2 separate regions of the Homo sapiens genome follow, and region 1 is linked to region 2. Evidence: chromatin contacts called from ENCODE Hi-C or POLR2A ChIA-PET data. All regions are on one chromosome and are shown on one strand. Each heading gives the region's core, a stretch centred on a gene start or an enhancer-like site at or near the end of the contact. The rest is flanking DNA. Distances are from core to core; before and after follow the strand shown. Region 1 overlaps ANO6 (anoctamin 6). Region 2 overlaps ANO6 (anoctamin 6).

Region 1 (2,700 bases), core at 126-2,625, 71 kb before region 2:
AACAAATTCTATTGCTTCTACCCTCAGAATGTATTCAGAATTTGAGTATGTCTCTCTATCACCATAACTAACACTCAGGACCAACCCACCACCATCTCTCATTTGGATTCCTGAGAAAGTCTAATAGGTCTCTCTGCCCCTGCTCTGCTCCTCCATAATCTATTCTCAGGACAGCCCAAGGGATCCTATGAAAACAGGGCAGTTCAGGTTGCTCCTCTGCTCAAAATCTGCCAGTTTACCCTCCAAAGGCTCACCCTCAAATGACTTCCCAACTCAGAGTAAAACCAAAGTCTTTACAATGGCCTATGAAGTCCTCATATCTATTATTCTCTCGATCTTTCATTCTACTCCAGCCACAGTGGTCTTCCATTTCCTTAAATGTATCTAACAAACTCACCTACCTCGAAACCTGTTTATGCTACTCCTTCTGCTGGGAATGCTCTTCCTCCAGATTTCCAAAGAACTTGCTCCAGCAGCACCTTGAGGTTTTTTCACTTGGAACTTCTCAGTGAGATATTCCCTAAACACCCTATTTAAAACTGTCACCACCCCCCCAACACATACACACAAATAATCCCTACTTTTTCTCTACAGGATTATCTGACGTTTGTGTTTTATGTCTCCCCCATCAAAATGTTAGCTTCACAAGTGCAGGGATTTTTTTTTTCCTGTTTCTTCACCTAAAATAGTAGATATCGAATGAATATTTTAGTAAATTAATATTTTAACTCTTCCTTGGGATCACATGTGTTTTCATATGGTTGAAGATAATCAAAAATTGAATTTCAGGGAATCAAAAATATTTTTCTATAAAGTAGTATCTTCCTTCAAAAAGGGAGTCAGTTACACAAAATCTCAGGGGGATAATTACTCTTCAGACTTCCTTCTCTGTGTATCTGTGACACTTAATTAATGGGACATATATTTGTTCTCCTTTAATCTTCATCTTCCTGAGCCTATTTTTCTATTTAGCCTTTCTAAATCCTATGGTTTCTCATCATCTTCCCTGATTTATCCTATTATAAACCTAATACTCTTTTGCCATCCCAAATTCTTTCTTATTATTTATTCCAAATTTCGTAGAGACTAAGCAATGAAAAACATCCTCGGTTGGCATGAGATCAGAGGCAAGAAGAATCTTCCAGCTTCTCAAAAGTCAGTAGGGTTATATATAACCTCGAGTTCTAGAAAGGCTGGAAAATGTCAGTCTCAGATCATAAAACGTAATTCCTTGGCCTTCTCTTTCCTTGTGTTTTCATGTTGACCACAGCCTGATTTCTATCCATGGCAGTATCTTCCAGCTTGCTGCAAGCAGATTCACTACTGCTAGATCAGAATCCTTTCCCACACCCCATCCCTCAGCTCATGTGTACTCAGGCAACTGGCCCATCTGAGTTCCTGGGTCAATGTCAACAGAGTCAGAGTTTCTAGAAATAGCCTTGACCATTACTGCTCCCCCTGCACCTCCAGTTATTTTTTTTTCAACTCCTTGGGGCTTGGAATCAACCTGGGGTCTAATGGGCCCGCCATGACTGCCCCTTAGATCTCCTTTGCTCTTAACCAGACCTGGGATTGGGCAAACTAAGGGAAGTGTGGGATATCCTGCATGCAACCACATGCAGAACAACATTTATCTGCTCCATCACCATGTGGACGCCTCCCCATCCTCAGTTTCAATCACATGGCCTATTTCTGAAGTCTCTACTTTTAAGACGGAACTCTACAAGGTTATCTGAGTCTCTGGTCCTCAGTTCCCAGCCTCACTTTAACTGATTCCCTTCCCCAGAGTCATCATGCACCTAATCTATTTTCATCCATGTCCCCAAATGATAGTCACCATTCACATAGTTCCAGAACATCTGGCTATGCCACCATTTTCCTGACTACATCCTCCTTGAACTAACTGCTTTCAAAGTAACAATGGATTAGTTATGCTTATCAATATATTCAACAAATAATGTCAGAGACAATAACAATGTTGGAGAAAACAAAACAGTGTGGGAAAACGTTCAAGATAAAATGTTAATGAAACGAGTTATAAAACAGATTTCATTGTGCTTAAACAAAAAACTGAACCAGGATTGGGACAGTTTTCCACCACAGCAAGATCATCAAGTTACTTTCTAATGCCAGTATTTGCCGGGTCCCTTTCACCTGGACTCTTACCCACACACCCATCTTACTTTGGAGTGTGTCTATGTCACAGTTTCTAGTTTCAACACATTCCCAGCTCCTAAGCTTTGGGGTAGCAAGAACACATGCACCTTATGTTCACATCTCTATTCACCACTTACCATTTTTGCATAGTTTAGCTAAACTTATCTGCCTCAGTCTGCAAAGTGGGGCAGGAGCTGGAGAAGAGCAACACAGATATGCAGGTGACATGTAATCAATGGACAAACTCCGCAGCAAGTGAGAGAAGAAGCCACTGGGGATGCTGCCAAGAGCAAGGTAGGCTGTGGTCTCCAGGCCACTTGGGAGGTTCACAGCAGCATTTATTTCACTGTGATATATGCACACTATACAGCAGTGCTGGCTTTACCTAACTAGTCACATTAGAGACACCTCAGCTGTGAAGGAAAACTTGAATGTGCTTATGATGCCAGCGGCCAAGACTATTCAACTGGCAATGTTCTCTTAGGTCTCGTTTCAAAGGAAAGAAAAACAGAAATTCTGAAGGAAATGAACTAATAATGATAA
Region 2 (2,935 bases), core at 155-2,654:
CAGCCATCCCATTACTGGGTATATACCCAAAGGATTATAAATCATTCTACTATGAAGACACATGCACACGTATGTTTATTGCAGCACTATTCACAATAGCAAAGACTTGGAACCAACCCAAATGTCCATCAGTGGTAGACTGGATTAAGAAAATGTGGCACATATACACCGTGGAATACTATGCAACCATAAAAAAGGATGAGCTCATGTCCTTTGCAGGGACATGGATGAAGCTGGAAACCATCATTCTCAGCAAACTATCACAAGGACAGAAAACCAAACTCATGTTCTCATTTATAGTTGGGAATTGAACAATGAGAACACTTGGACACAGGGTGGGGAACAGCACACACCAGGGCCTATTAGAAGGTGGGGGGCTGCAGGAGGGATATCATCAGGAGAAATACTTTATGTAAATGATGAGTTGATAGGTGCAGCAAACCAACATGGTACATGTATACCTATGTAACAAACCTAAATGTTGTGCACATGTACCCTAGAACTTAAAAAAATAATAATAATAATTAACAACTGACAGTGGCACATACAGTAGCTCTACCATTAATTTGACAATAAACTCTACAGGTTACCTCTTCACAGAATTTATCACTTTTTGAAAATTAAAATTTGAGCCAGATGTCTTCTAAATTCTGTTATATCACAACAGGATTGGGGCTATTTTGCCTATGCATGCACCTGTAACTAATTTCCTTCTCCTGAGGCAGAGAGGACCCTTCTCCCCTTCATATGTAGCCTCTTTCACTTCCAAGGACAGTCAGCCTGATCCAGCCAGGATCCCGGAAGGGGCACTGGAGGCTGCCTGGAAGAACTTGCCCCAAGGGTGGATTAAATACCTGGGAACACACCCAGCTCACAGCTGGAGGAAGGCCACCTGGGATGAGGCAGTCACCCAGAAATGTAGAGACAGACAGGCATGCTAGTTCAGGAATGCCGTCAGTGTGAGGGAGGGAAGGAAAAAGCCAGGAGTAGTTCTCAACTTTTTGGACTCCTGGTACACTTCCAAATACTGGAATTTTTGACTAGGGGACTTTTCTTGAAGCTGTTTTTGCACAAGACTGAGAAAATATCCATTTTCCATACTGAAGAATGAGGAGAATGCTCAAGAGCCACAGGTGCTGGAGTTAAAAGGCGGCATACCACCAAGCCTCCTTGCTAGTTCTGCTCAGATGTCATGCCACTCAACTAGGTCATTCCTCAGCCCTGAGAAGCTGCTTTTGAATAGAATTGTTTACTGCCAGGCCTGGATTTCTATTATGCCCAGGAGGTGGTTTTCCCACATTGCAGTAAACATTTGATCTTTCTTACGTGCCAAGCTGAAGTTAAGCCTCCCATCTCTTATTGCAGGAAACTGTACCCCACTCTTATTCACAGCCCTACTTAGAACAGACAGCACAATATGACTAAGGAAGACTTGTGAAAATACAACAGTTTCATCACAATTTAGGGCTAAGATTTAAGATACCACCAGTATGACAGCTAAAGAAGGGAACAGAAAAGTACAGCTCCTGTCACTAAATCTGTAGGCACAGACAGGCCACAACCAGAGTCTGCTACAGGAAGGAGGAGAAGTAGCACCACATTGGAGAGGACTTTATTTCCAGGGCAAGAGGGTGATTAGGAAACACTGACAAGAGCAACACAGAATCCAAAGAACTAAAGAGACTGAGGTCCTAGGCATGTTTCTGAGATAGGAGTTTGAACAACTGAGGAGGAAAAGGACAAGCCAAATTATTAGAACTGAAAGGTTACTGCTGGACTGATAGTAAACACTGACAAGAGCAACACAGAATCCAAAGAACTAAAGAGACTGAGGTCCTAGGCATGTTTCTGAGAAAGGAGTCTGAACAACTGAGGAGGAAAAGGACAAGCCAAATTATTAGAACTGAAAGGTTACTGCTGGACTGATAGTAAATGCTGAATTGTCTCATCTTGCCTGCCTGGAGTCAGAATTGGTTCCAGAGACTGGAATGTAGCTGAGCTAGGAAGTGGGAATCAAAAGCCCAGGGGTGGGGGTGGGGGGTTCTGTCAAGGCTGGAATTCAGTGAGAGCCTAAAGCCTGTTTTAACTCAGGCAGGGAAGATGACTAAGAGTGGAAACCAGGCTCGAAAAATCATGAGTCATTCTTAAAAGAAACCAACATCAGTGTCAGTAACTTCCCTGGGAACTTGGAAAAGGGGCCTGAACAAATATTTTGGAATCTAATATCCTGCACCAACACTGAACTGCTCCTTCATTTGGATAGGTCACTCTAACTTTTCCGTTCTCAGAGCTCTTTCAGTTACCAAACGAGACTAACAATATCTGTTTGCAATATTTTTACCAGTAAAAAAAAATCAGTAGGAAAAAAGGTGACCTTCTGGAGAAATAAATTATTACACATGAACTCCTTATACATAGGGAGAGTCTGCAAACAGTTCCCTCCGAACCAGTGTCACACTCATCAGTAAACTCATCAGTGCAATAATCCTCAGAATGAATGTGCAGTTCAGTTTCACAATTACAGCAGGACAATTAAAATCTGAATTTCTGTAAAATGAGATAGGAGTGAATTTTCCTCACACATTCTCTTCCAACTTAAGAACACATTTGCTAATTTCCTATAATTGGCAAGGCATTATGTGAACTGCTTAAAGAGATTACAAAAATAACTAAGACCAAAAGCTACCTGACTTTAAAGTAAAAACAGAATTAGAAGGTTAAGGATTGTTAGTCTGCTACCTATAAGAAACGAATACTTCAAGATTTAATTCAAAATACATTTTCTAGATATTCTTATAGTTCCAATACACTAGATTACTACTGATATCTATAACACAGATGAATCCCCAGAAAGATTGTGCTAAGTGAAGCCAGGCACAAAAAACTACATTTTACATGATTTCTTTAGAACGAAGCTCAAGAATGGGCAAAATCA

Evidence for each region. Hi-C counts contacts between places; a loop is a spot of excess contacts on that map. ChIA-PET counts read pairs that join two places held with the same protein, here RNA polymerase II (POLR2A). Pooled maps may share reads with other maps.
Region 1: a loop to region 2 is called in a map of ascending aorta, with 2.7 times the contacts of the local background. The contact joins two enhancer-like sites. A Hi-C loop is called at or near these places in 10 of 168 maps with a recorded cell type or tissue (PC-9, aorta, ascending aorta and 5 more) and 9 of 50 pooled maps. POLR2A ChIA-PET finds 5 or more read pairs at or near these places in 4 of 52 experiments (MCF 10A, PC-9, Panc1 and 1 more).

What each region holds. Positions count from the first base shown.
Region 1 is chr12:45,304,691-45,307,390 of GRCh38, reverse strand. All of the region lies in intron 2 of ANO6 (anoctamin 6), which reads right to left. Among named protein-coding and RNA genes, the nearest start is that of ANO6, 90 kb to the right of the region's middle. Within about 2 kb of position 1,375, at least 6 of the 41 ENCODE cell types and tissues checked have a DNase peak (open chromatin) inside an H3K27ac peak, as active enhancers do; they include ascending aorta and gastrocnemius medialis, where a contact is called at or near this core.
Region 2 is chr12:45,233,825-45,236,759 of GRCh38, reverse strand. All of the region lies in intron 1 of ANO6 (anoctamin 6), which reads right to left. Among named protein-coding and RNA genes, the nearest start is that of ANO6, 19 kb to the right of the region's middle. Within about 2 kb of position 1,404, at least 27 of the 41 ENCODE cell types and tissues checked have a DNase peak (open chromatin) inside an H3K27ac peak, as active enhancers do; they include ascending aorta and gastrocnemius medialis, where a contact is called at or near this core.